Linked DNA regions of Homo sapiens: regions 2 and 3 are each linked to region 1. Evidence: chromatin contacts called from ENCODE Hi-C or POLR2A ChIA-PET data. All regions are on one chromosome and are shown on one strand. The core of a region is the stretch at or near the end of the contact, and the rest is flanking DNA. Distances in the headings are between cores, read along the strand shown.

Region 1 (3,818 bases), core at 805-3,304:
TATTCACTTTTTGTTATTTTTTATTTTTTGAGACAGTCTTGCTCTGTCACCCAGGCTAGAGTGCAGTGGCATGATCTCGGCTCACTGCAACCTCCACTTCCCGGGTTCAAGTGATTCTCCTGCCTCAGCCTCCTGAATAGTTGCGATTACAGATGCCCGTCACTATGCCTGGCTAATTTTTGTATTTTTTTTTAGTAGAGACGGGGTTTCACCATGTTAGCCAGGCTGGTCTCGAACTCCTGACCTCAGGCGATCCACCTGTCTCGGCCTTCCAAAGTGCTTGTATTAAAGGTGTGAGCCACCATGCCTGGCACTGGCCGTAATTTTAAAAATTCATTTATTTGTTTGGTGATAGAGACGAGGTCTTGCTATGTTGCCCAGTCTGGTCTCCAACTCCTGGGCTCAAGCAATCCTTTCACTTTGGCCTCCCACAGTGCTGGCTCACACTTCTCACAGGTGTGAGCCACTGGCCTTGGCTCCATTTTGAATTAATTTTTGTTAAGGGTGTAAAGTCTGTGTCTAGCCTGATTTTTTTTTGCATGTGGACATCCAGTTGTTCCAGCACCATTTGTCGAAAAGACTGTCTTTTCTCCATTCCATTTCCTAGAGTCAAGCTCAGCTGACTCCATTATGTGGTCTATATCCGGGTTCTCTATTCTGTTCATGGATCTATTTGTGTATTTTTCCACCAGTACCACAATGTCTCAATTACTGTAGCCTTATAGTAAGTCTTGCAGCAACCCTTGTTTTTTTGGGGGGGCCACAACTCAACCCATACAGGGGCCCAGCACCTGTGAAGGGACAGCAGCGGAGGCGGCGCGGGAGAGGAAGAGGAGGTGAACTGTGGCCACTCCTTGGTGGCTGGAGGTGGGTCCGGGGAGGCAGGACCTGGGCTGAGGTGTCGTTCTATAGCCCGGGTAGCGCACTTTCACAAAGCTCTCCTTGACCAAACTCTCGCCAGGCTCCCCTGGGCCCGCTTCTCAGCGAGGGCTCAAGCTGGGCCTGTAAAGCTCGAGCAGACACTAAGGCTCAAGGCCGAAGGTGTTCCCGGCTCCCTGAACCTGCGTGACAGAAAACCCAAGGCCGCCGGCTCCGGCAGCACCTGGAGGCAGGAGCCGAACTTCCATGGGCGGCGGGCAGCAAATCACACCGGCTTCAACCGCCCGGCCCGCCCACTTTTTGCAGCGTCTGACTTCCCCGCTCGCCCGCGCCGCTTCCTCCTCCTCCCTGTGCCGCACGCAGTCGCCCGCGCCACCCCCTGAAGCCCGGCTCTACCGCAGCGGCGCTGGGGTAGCGCCCCTGGACCAGGCGTCCTCCCCTCGCGAGCGGTCCTCCCGCAGCCGCGCCCAGCTCCGGGTCGGACCCTCGCCCGGGGGACTCGTTCACGCCCTGCGGCCGTTAGGCGGGAAGAGCACGACGCCCTGCCCTGCCCCGTCGTGGCGTCTGACCCTCTCCGCCACGTCTGTTCTGAGGCTCCGGGCCCGCCACGGCGGGGCCTCTGCGGCGGTTTCCCCACCCGTCCCCGCACTGCCGCTCCGCGAGGCGGACGCCGCTAGCAGCCTCCCGCGGGCCCCAGGCCCCGCGCCCCTCTCACGGGACAGGAGCTTGGGGACCCGCGCGGGCGGGCCGCGCGCCCAACGCCAGCCTCCGCGGCCGCGCGCCCACGGCTCGGGGGCGCCGGCTCCGGACGGTGATTGGGCGCGGATCGTGACGTCACTGAGCGCGGCGCCCGCGGGCGCCGGGTCTGGGCCGGGTGCGCGCCGCCGAGTAGCGGGAGCAGGGCGCGCGCCCGGCGCTACTCTGAGGCGGCTCGCGGGGCCCGCGGCCCGGCCCTCCCGGCGCTGCCAGCCCCGCCCGCCCGCGCGGCCCCCACCCGCCGCGTGCCTGCCCGCCCCGCCCGTGCGCGGCCCCGGCGCGGATTTGAAAAGCCCGGTCCGCGGGCCCCGCGAGCGCGGCAGCCAATCAGCGGCGCGCACTTTTCCCGCGGCTTCTGCGAGGCGGCGGCGGCCCCGGCTGCGGCGGCGGCGGCGGGCGGGAGGCGCGGGGGCGGGGTCGGCGCCGCGCGCGAGAGCCTCGGCCTGGCCGCGCTGCGCCCGCCGCCGCCGCCGCCCCCTCCCCGCCTGGGCCCTACCGCCGCACGGCCCCGGCCCCCTCCCAGCCTGCCGCTCCGGAGAGCCGCCCGCCGAGGATGCGACGCACCGCAGGTCACTGGGGCGCCCGCCCAACAGTCGCGGGCCGCCAACCGCCGGGGCTGGGGCCGGGAGGCCGGGCTGTGGGAGGCCTGAGGGGCGGCGGGGAGGACCGCGGAGGCCTGAGGGGGCGGGAGCGCCGGGAGGAGTGGGGGCACTGAGGAGGCCTGAGGGGCCGGCTCAGGGGCTGGGGGACCGGGAGGCCGGGCGGCCTGAGAGGGTCGTGGGGACCGCGAGGACCGCGGAGGCCTGAGGGCCGGCGGGAGGACCGGGCGGACCGCGGAGGCCGGGACGAGTCCGGGCAGGGGAGGGGCGGCGGCCTGCGGGCGGCGGCGGCTAACGGGGCCGGGCGGGCGGGCGCGGCCATGTTGGGCCCGGCCGGGCCCTGCGGCTGCACCTGTGCCCGGCCCGGCCGAGGCGGCCGCCTTTGTTCCCGCGGCGCCGAGCGGGTCGGGCCGGCCTTTGTGCGGCGCCCCCGGTCCGGGGCGGCCGCGGTGGGAGGGGCAGGTTGGGGTCCCGGGGCCGGCGCCGGGGCCAGGGGTCGGGCCGAGGGTCGCTTTTTGTTTGCAGGCGGTGTCTGGCGTTGACACTCGCGGCGCCCGGGCGTTGGTCAGCGCGGACGCTCCCCCGGGAAGCCGGGCCGCGGTCCGGCCCTTGGCAGGTGGAGGCGGGGGTGAGCCGGGTGTGGGTACCCTGCTGGGGGGCTGCGCGCCCTCGGCGTCCGGGCCTCCGCCTGGGATGTTCCCCTCGCCCCAGGATGCAGATTGATAGTCCTTGAAGCCTCAGTGCATGAGATGGGACCTGGCGACTTAATGGCTGGTTTTGCTCCACTCACAGGAACCGTGGTTTAAAATCTCGGCGTTTAAAAAATGCTGGTCTTAAGTTTCGGTAGAAATAAAATGGATGAGGGTATTGTATAGGACCCATTGCAGCACGAATCTTTCTGTGCCCACGATGGGCTTTGACATTCAAGTGGAAACATAGTATCAAAACTGATGTGGTGACGTTAATCGTTTTTAGGTAGATAACGTGTATTTTGTGTGTGTGTGTGTGTGTGTGTGTGTGAGAGAGAGAGAGAGAGAGAGAGAGAGAGAGAGAGAGAGAGAGAGCGCGCAGACCCTGTGAAGACAAGACTAATTGGATAAAGTTCAGGCCTGGCTCAGGAGCAGCTCTTCAGTGCTACCCACCTGCTTCACAGACTTTCAAGCCTTGATTTTTAAATGAGTTAAACGCCAGCATCACGCATGGGTTATATTCACTCTATTTTGTGTATTTCAAATATCAACGTGGAAAATAACTTAGGAGCCATCCCATTTATGAACTTGGGACTTAAACTTTTTAATTTTCCCAAAATGTTTTAAGTGCCCTAGTTACGTATTTAAATGTGATGAGAACAACAATATTTTAAAGAGCAGAACGCCAACAACATAAAGCAAACAAGTTCTGTGAGCACAGCCTTTCCTTGTGTACTTGATGTGTGCTCTCATTCCCCACAACTGATGGTGGTTCAAATCTAAACTGCCAAATGGAGATGAAGAGGACTCATGCTTTAAGCACGATTACTTTGAGTCATTTCCTTTTCTTTCCTTCCATTTTCTCAGCCACCCAAACCCAGCAACCTTCAGTTTT
Region 2 (3,818 bases), core at 458-2,957, 1.4 Mb after region 1:
GGGGGCCAGGGTGGGGGCAGTTTCTTTCCTGGCTCTTTTTTTTTTTTTTTTGAGATGGAGTTTCACTCTGTCACCTAGGCTGGAGTGCAGTGGCACAATCTCGGCTCACAGCAACCTCCGCCTCCGGGGCTCAAGTGATTCTCCTGACTCTGCCTCCCAACTAGCTTCGACTATAGGCGCGTGCCACCACGCTTGGCTAATTTTTTGTATTTTAGTAGAGATGGGGTTTTGCCATCTTGCCCAGGGTGGTCTCGAACTCCTGAGCTCCGGCGATCTGTCCGCCTCAGCCTCTCAAAGTGCTGGGATTACTGGCACGAGTCACCGCGCCTGGCCTCTTCCCTGGCTCTCTCTGCTGGGTCATCAAGGGCTGGCTGTGTCCCTTGGCCATAGGTCGCAGCTCCTGTTAAGTATCTCTCTCTCTTTGTCTGGCTTCCTGTAACCGCTCTGGCCGCGCTCCTTCAGCCCTGCAGGTGAAAACAGTTCCCTCCCTGCTGTTACCTGTCCCAATTCAGCACCGCCCTGTGGCTTCCCGGCTCCCGGACCGCGCCTCTGCCAGCGGGAACCCTGCTGGACTCTTAATTAATTGTCCCACTGAGAATGCCATTGGTTTCCTCCTGGGATCCAAACTAATCACACAAGACTAGATGATGGAGAGCTGCCAAGAAACCATGGGGCGGTGGCGGGGACGGAGGGGAAGCGTTTTGAGCCCATCAAGGCAGGTGACAGGAAAGAAGCAAACCCGAGAGGGGCCGAGTCCCTGGGCGGGCGGCAGGGCTGGAGCGTGAACAGCAGCGACGGATGCGTCTCGAGGGAAAAACGCGGCGGGAGAGAATGAGGGGAAGGCAGGAAGGAAGGGGCAGGGAGACCCAGCGCCGGGGAAGGAAGACACGAAGAGGGCGAGGAAGGAACTCCGGCCTAAAGGGTGAAGGCGGCGGCTGGGACAGGGCCAGAGGCGCAGGCCGGGGCCGGGCAGCTCCTCCTCTCGTGCCAGCGGTGCCTCCGGTCCCGCCCTCGCTGCTGCCCGCGCTCCGGGAGGGGCAGACCCGCTGGACGCCGCAGTCACCGCGCCGCCTTCGCGGGCGTCCCGGGGCCCGGAGGGAACGGCCTTTCCTGGCTGTCCCCGTGGCTTCGCCGCGGGAACTCACGCCGCCCCCGAAGCTGCCGCCAGCTCCGGGCATCTGCCCAGCCGAAAAGCCAGGGCGCCGGGGCCTGACTCCCCACAGCCAGGTTTCCCGGGCACAGAGACCCAACGGGAGCGGGACTTCCTCGGACACCGACGGCGAAGGACAGAGACAGCCCAGGCAGGGGCGGCTCCTCCCGGCCACACCGACCTGCCCTTCGCAGGGTGTCCCGGGCCAGCGGAGGCAGAGAAAACCAGCTTGCGGGAACGCAGTCGCTCCCAGCACCAGGGCCGGGCCAGTGCGGGTACACACCGTGCGCACCAGCGCCGCCGCGCCCCCAACGGAAGTCCCGCCCCCGGCCGTGGAGGCCCCGTCCCTCGCTTCTTCTCATCCCTGCTTCCCTGGCAGTCCCGTTACCACGCTGTCCCGACGCGAAGGCCCTCGCCCCGCCCCGTGCCCCGCCCCCGCATCGCCCCGCCCCAACCCCACCCCCTTGGCCCCGCCTCACCAGGTTCGCCCCGCCCCTCTCCGTCCCCGCCCCTCCTCCGGCCTCGGCCCCGCCCTCGCCTCGACCCCGGGGGGCGGTGGCTGCCGAGGCGACCGTTGCGCGCGCGGGCGGTGGCGCGGGCCGAAGCGCCCGGAGCGGGAGCGAGCGGCGCGGCCCGGTAGGTGTGCGGGGCCGGGGCCGGGGCGGGGGCAGGGCGCGCCGCCTCCGCTCTTTCTTTCGTCTCCGGGGCGCGCGCCCGCGCCCTCCGCCTCCCGGCCGATCCCGGCCAGCCCTGCGCGGCGCCCGTCCCCTCGGGGTCGCCGCCCGCCCGCCCTGCCTTTTGTTCGCCGGCCTGACTCAGGCTCCTGGTCCCGGGCCCGGCGCGGGGCGGGGCGGGGCGGGGGCGGGGGCGGGCGGCGCGGGGCGCGGGCCTGTGGGGCCTCCGGCCGGGCGGGTGCGCGGCCTCCTGGGGCCCCGCGCTGTGAGGCCCGCCCGGGCCCTTGGCGGGACCCGCGGGGGCGGCGCCGGGCAGGGGGTCCCGCGGGCGAGATGCGCCCGGGAGCGCTGGGAGGGTTCCCTCGTCGGACTCCACGAGCGGCCGCTTTGTTAGGGCAGAAGCTGCCTTCCGAGACCCGAACTCCAGACGCACTGCAGCGACCTGGGGTCGCCTCAGCCGCGGTGCCGCGATTGTGCAGTGTAGACAGAGGGGTCCCAGAGCCGTGCGGTGTAGACAGAGAGGGGCCCAAAGCTGTGGAATGGGGACAGAGAGGGGACCCAGAGCTGTGGAGTGTAGACAGAAAGGGCGCCCAGAGCCATGGAGTATAAACAGTGGAGTGTAGACAGAGAGGGGGCCCAGAGCTGTGGAGTGTGGACAGAGAGGGGGCCCAGAGCCGTGGAGTGTAGACCGAGAGGGGGCCCAGAGCCGTGGAGTGTAGACAGAGAGAGGGCCCAGAGCCATCTAGTGTAGACAGAGAGGGGACCCATAGCTGTGGAGTGTAGACAGAGTCTCATAGCCGTGCAGACAGAGAAGGGGCCCAGAGCCATGGAGTGTAGACAGTGGAGGGTGAACACAGAGGGGGCCCAGAGCCGTGGAGTGTGGACAGAGAGGACCACCTGGCCTCTCACCTGCTTGGTCACTTGCTGGGAATGTGTCCCTGGGCAGGTGACCACCTTCTCTGTGCCTGAGTTTCCTCATTGGACCTGTCTTTGGAGCTGCTGCAAGGGCTAAGAGTGTCTTTGTCTGAAGTCCTCAGCGTGGTCCATGCCGTCCTGTGCAGGGCCCTTCTGAGGCCACAGGGACGTGCAGGATGGCCGGCAAGGCCTGCACAGAAGGGGCGCTGGGGGGCCTTCCCAGGCAAGGCAGCAGCCCCACCATTCACAGCAAGGAGACTACCAAGGAGGGCAGAGAGGCGGCTTTGGGCAGCAAGGGCTGCTGGGGTGGAGTCCTGCTGGCCTTCCCCTAGAGAAGGCGACGTGGGGAGGGCAGAGCAATTCTGAGTAAGGGAGAACCAGTTTATATTTCACTTTAGAAAGTAATTGTCACAGTGCGAAGTTTCTTCCCCTGAAAAAGCGATATAAAAAGGTCCATCGTGGCCAGTGCTTTTGGGGACTTGAGATGATGGGTATCCGGTGCCCGGGCCCTGCGTGGTGCCTCAGCTGGATGCTCTGCAGGTGGGGGAGGCCATGTTGGCTGAGGGCAGGGGCTCAGGCAAGGGCAGTGGGGTGGCTGAGCCTGCACAAGTTGGTGCACCCCTGTCTGGGTCTTTTTCTTAAAACTGCAAGTCCAGCCTTATCTCTGAGACCTCCTGAGGCTGGAACCTGCCATCAGACAGGCTTACAGTTCTAGCCCTGGTAACTGCAATGATGCGGATGCCTCTGTGACTGGCAGAGCAGAGGGAGGAGCGACAGGGCAGTGGTGACCGGAGGTCTCAGGGAGGTTGACAAAGACAAGGGCGGAGGAAAGGCCCCTCACGTGGACTGGAGGTACAGTACTGACCTGTGGAGTGCTCAGGAGAGGGCAGGGGTGGCGCGGCCTGAGGGCATGTCCTGGGGAGGGTCAGGAGGTGGGAGGGAGGCACTCGACAGGCACTGCAAAGAGGAGGGAATCCAGGGTCAAGGGCTGGCTCCCTTTCTGCCCTGTTTAGGATGAGGGTCTCGGGGAAGAAGGGGTGGCCAGGCCGAGGAGACCTGTGGCGCTGGGAGCTGGGACT
Region 3 (3,818 bases), core at 778-3,277, 1.1 Mb before region 1:
CAGCCTTCTGAATGACAGAGGAAGATCCTGCCTCAAAGAACAAATATTTGGACTCCTCCTGCATGGTCAATTGTCTCCTCTCTCCCATCTATTTATTAATTCAGTCTTTTATTTTGGAAATGGGATATTACTAGGCCTTGACTCCTGGGCTCAACTGATGCTCCCACCTCAGCCTCTGAGTAGCTGAACTACAGGTCCCACTCTGCCCAGCTCATTCAGTCACTTATTACATCAGCAAAGACTCATCGATATTTCTTCAGCCCTGTGCATTATAATCCAATGCTACTTTATTCTGCTATTCAAGTTATTCCAGCCTCGCCCATTGGGACCCCTTGTCGCTGTGTCCCTTTGGCCCACAGTTGTGGGTTGTTTTTTTTGTTTTTTTGAGATGGAGTTTCACTCTTGCTGCCCAGGCTGGACTGCAATTGTGTGATCTCAGCTCACATCAACCTCCATCTCTCAGGTTCAAGGGATTCTCCTGCCTCAGCTTCCCCAGTAGCTGGGATTACAGACATGCGCCACCACACCTGGCTAATTTTGTATTTTTAGTAAAGACGGGGTTTCTCCACGTTGGTCAGACTGGTTTCCAACTCGCAAACCTCAAGTGATCCGCCCGCCTCTGCCTCCCAAAGTGCTGGGATTATAGGTGTGAGCCACCGCGCCCAGCCTGTGTTGTTTTTTAAATCATTTCCAGGCTCATGGTGTATACCTTCTGCGCCAGTCCTAGGTGAATTTCTCCTGGTTGGTGAGTTTTCATTGTTTACCTCTGCTCACACAGGGACTCGAGGAGGGAGACTAGGACTCAGAGTCCTCCTTCATCTTGTCACTTCTCTAAACAATTACTTTTTGTTGAAGACGCCATGTAAGCTGGAATTCAAAGCCATCTCTTTGAACAACTGTGTGAAATAATCGTGCTAAACTGTTATTCTCCTTTAATCGTTCCAACCAAGCACCCACGGGGGCCATTATTCCTCTCCTACAACTGCAAGGCAGTGCCTCACCAACTAGCTTTGTTCCTGAGGCAAGCGGCAGGAACCCCTCTGCTTTCCTCAGTGAGCAAGCGGCCCCTGACCCTGGCGAGTGAGTTTTCTCTTCACAGCCCCCTGTCCCTGCTGCCCACTGAGCCAGCCAGCCCGAGGGTGGAAAAGTCATTCTGGCTCTAAGCTTCCAGCACAGTCCGGGAGACCACACGGGTCCTGGGGAGGGTGGCTAAGCCCGAGGGGCTTTATAGGATGAGTCACAAGAAAGTCCATCTGGTGGGCCCTCCCTGACTCCCCTCCACTGTCCCCGGCTCACGGCGAGGAAGGCAAGGCTGGTGGGGGGGACAGGAAAGGGCTGGGGTCTCTCCCCACCTCCACTGCCAACGCCCTGCAGACCCCCAGGCCACAGCCTTTCCCGGGGCTCCCCCAAGGTATGGGAGGTGGGGCGGGTCCAGTTTACGCTGGTTTCAAAGAAGTGAGAGCGCCCCGCCGCCATGTCATGGAGGGTCCCGCGCCCCCACCCCTTGCCTGGGGTCGTGTGTGGGCAGCCGCAGAAAGCGCCCCGACGGCAGGAGCGGGGTTCCAGGCTGAGACCGGGCCTCGGCGGCGCCCCTTCCTGCCGGGAGTGGCGCATCCCAGGACCCACAGACAAACAGGGCCAGCCAGGGTCACCCGGAGCGCGAAGGCCGGCTATGGGCTTAGGGTGGGGTCTGGTCCCTACGGCCGGCCTAGGGGGAACGCGGGACAGGAGAAGGTCTGGGAAAAACCTGCTTCCGAGGCCTCGGCTTCGGGGCGTCCTCCTGAGCTGGCGCCAGCCCGCAGCGGGGCCGGGCAGGGACGCCGGCCTAACGGTGGGGACCGGCAGGGCCTGGGGGCAGGACGAGACAAGCACACAACCGACGGGGCGGGGCCAGGCGAGGGCACGGGGCCGAAGAAGCTTCTGCCAGGCCCGAGACCCGCACTTAGTTACCTGAGAAGGCGGGAAGGTGCGGCCGCGGGGTGAGCGGCGGACTGACCCAGCTCCAGCGCCTCTGCAGAGGCTTGCAATGGCGTCTCTCGGGCTCTGATTGGTCAGGCCTCCACACGTGAGCCTCTAGGAGCCAATCATGTCGGCCCACCTAGCATGCGCTGATTGGCTCAGGCTGGCCAGGGGCGGGCGCGGTCCTTCCACGGCCCGGTCCCCGCTCCCTTCCCCAGGCCCGGAGGCCCCGCCCGAGCGGCTCCGCTGGGGGCGGTTCTGCTGGAGAGGACGGATCTGCTGGGGAGATGGATATCCTGGAGGGGCGGATCTACTCGGGGGGCGGGTCTGCTGGGAAGGCCGGATCTGCTGTGAGGGGCGGGTCTTCTGGAGGGGCCGATCTGCTGAGGGGGCCGGATCTGCTGCCTGACAGGGCTTCCTGGCCTGGGGAGGAGGCCGTGTCTGGAGCTTGAAAGCCGGCCCCGCTGTGTTCAAGATACAGTCAAACGTTCAGAAGGAGGAGACTCCGGGGGCAGGGTGGTGCCCAGCCAGTGCATGGGGCCAGGGCCACGCTGGTGGCACCCAGGCAGCGCTGCCTCCTGGCTCTCGAATGGCTGTTCTCTGCCCAGAATGCTCTCCCACGGGACACGCGCCTCCCTCCGGGTCTGTGCACGTCACTCTGACAGAGAGGCCCCCTGACCACTCATGAAATAGTAACCCTAACCATTGCTCTCTGCTCCCTGTCCTGCTTGATTTTCCTCCAGGGCAAACACCGCCACTTCCATGTTTATCATCTGTCCTCCATCACTAGGAAAACCAGTTCCAGGAGGGAGGGACTAGTATTCCCAGCCCCTAGAACAGAGCAGCGCATATCACAGGGGCTCAGTAAACATCTGGGGAGGAGTGCCATTCCCAGGAGGCCTCAGACCCCGTCACCTGAGATGAGAGCTGGATCCCGGAGAAGCTCAGGTCTGACCCAGCATTCATTGCTGTAGGAAGGGCTCGTCTAGACTCCAAGGGAGCCGGGTGCGGTGGCTCACGCCTGAAATCCCAGCACTTCGGAAGGCCGAGGCGGGCGGATCACCAGGTCAGGAGATCCAGACCATCCTGGCTAACACGGTGAAACCCCGTCTCTACTAAAAATACAAAAAATTAGCCGGGCGTGGTGGCGGGTGCCTGTAGTCCCAGCTACTCGGGAGGCTGAGGCAGGAGAATGGTGTGAACTTGGGAGCGGAGCTTGCAGTGAGCCGAGATCGCACCACTGCACTCCATCCTGGGGGACAGAGAGAGACTCTGTCTCAAAAAAAAAAGACTCCAAGGGAAAGCTGCCTGGGTCGTGACCTGGCACGTCCAAGTCGCTGCTTAGGCTTGCAAGGGGGTCCAGACCAGGCTGTGGATGGGAAATGGGAGGCTGGGGGAGGATGGAGGCTGAGCAGTGGCTGGATGTTGGGGTGCCCTGTTGAGGGGCAGCTGGCAGCAGCCACGGACACAGGGGTGGGTGCAAAGACACTGAGTTTCTGTTCCAGGAGGAAGGGGGGCCAGCTGGCAGAGGAGAGATCACCCTGGGCAATTTGGTGGTGCCTGGGGTGCACACTTCCCCAGAGGCAGCAGGAGGAGGAGCTGGATACACCCTTCCCTGGGCTTGGAGGAGAGCACGTTCCCTCCCAGCTCCCACCTGGCATCCAGGAGGGCCCGGCCTGGGGTCAGGGCACATGGGGCCCTCCTGCCCTGGGACTGGGCAGCTCCCTGGGGCATTCCCAGCCAGCAGCATCAGGAAGGTTACAGGAGACCCAGACATGCTGCTCCCTAGAGAGGGCTCCTGACAAAGATTTTTTGTGTGGTCAAACTTTAGTTAACTTCCTGAATCTTCTGGTAGGCCC

Evidence for each region. Hi-C counts contacts between places; a loop is a spot of excess contacts on that map. ChIA-PET counts read pairs that join two places held with the same protein, here RNA polymerase II (POLR2A). Pooled maps may share reads with other maps.
Region 2: a loop to region 1 is called in a map of ascending aorta, with 8 times the contacts of the local background. The contact joins the promoter of RGS12 here to the promoter of NSD2 in region 1. A Hi-C loop is called at or near these places in 1 of 168 maps with a recorded cell type or tissue (ascending aorta) and 9 of 50 pooled maps. POLR2A ChIA-PET finds 5 or more read pairs at or near these places in 1 of 52 experiments (T-cell).
Region 3: a loop to region 1 is called in a pooled map, with 13 times the contacts of the local background. The contact joins the promoter of PCGF3-AS1 here to the promoter of NSD2 in region 1. A Hi-C loop is called at or near these places in 1 of 168 maps with a recorded cell type or tissue (CD14-positive monocyte) and 11 of 50 pooled maps. POLR2A ChIA-PET finds 5 or more read pairs at or near these places in 2 of 52 experiments (GM12878 and activated CD4-positive, alpha-beta memory T cell).

The regions. Positions count from the first base shown.
Region 1 is chr4:1,869,339-1,873,156 of GRCh38, forward strand. It overlaps NSD2 (nuclear receptor binding SET domain protein 2), which reads left to right and starts at 2,055. Exons shown (of 22, transcript NM_001042424.3): 1 at 2,055-2,204. RefSeq lists an enhancer at 984-1,485 and silencers at 1,219-1,478, 1,509-1,738, 1,789-2,488.
Region 2 is chr4:3,291,314-3,295,131 of GRCh38, forward strand. RGS12 (regulator of G protein signaling 12) reads left to right here and starts at 1,708. Exons shown (of 18, transcript NM_001394154.1): 1 at 1,708-1,786. RefSeq lists silencers at 1,014-1,123, 1,304-1,783, 1,794-1,843 and an enhancer at 2,497-3,082.
Region 3 is chr4:779,822-783,639 of GRCh38, forward strand. PCGF3-AS1 (PCGF3 antisense RNA 1) reads right to left here and starts at 2,028. Exons shown (of 3, transcript NR_171661.1): 1 at 1,951-2,028. It overlaps LOC124900163 (chloride intracellular channel protein 6-like), which reads right to left and starts at 2,027. Exons shown (of 2, transcript XM_047416474.1): 1 at 1,951-2,027. RefSeq lists enhancers at 1,143-1,860, 1,861-2,577, 2,578-3,295 and silencers at 1,787-1,866, 1,967-2,316.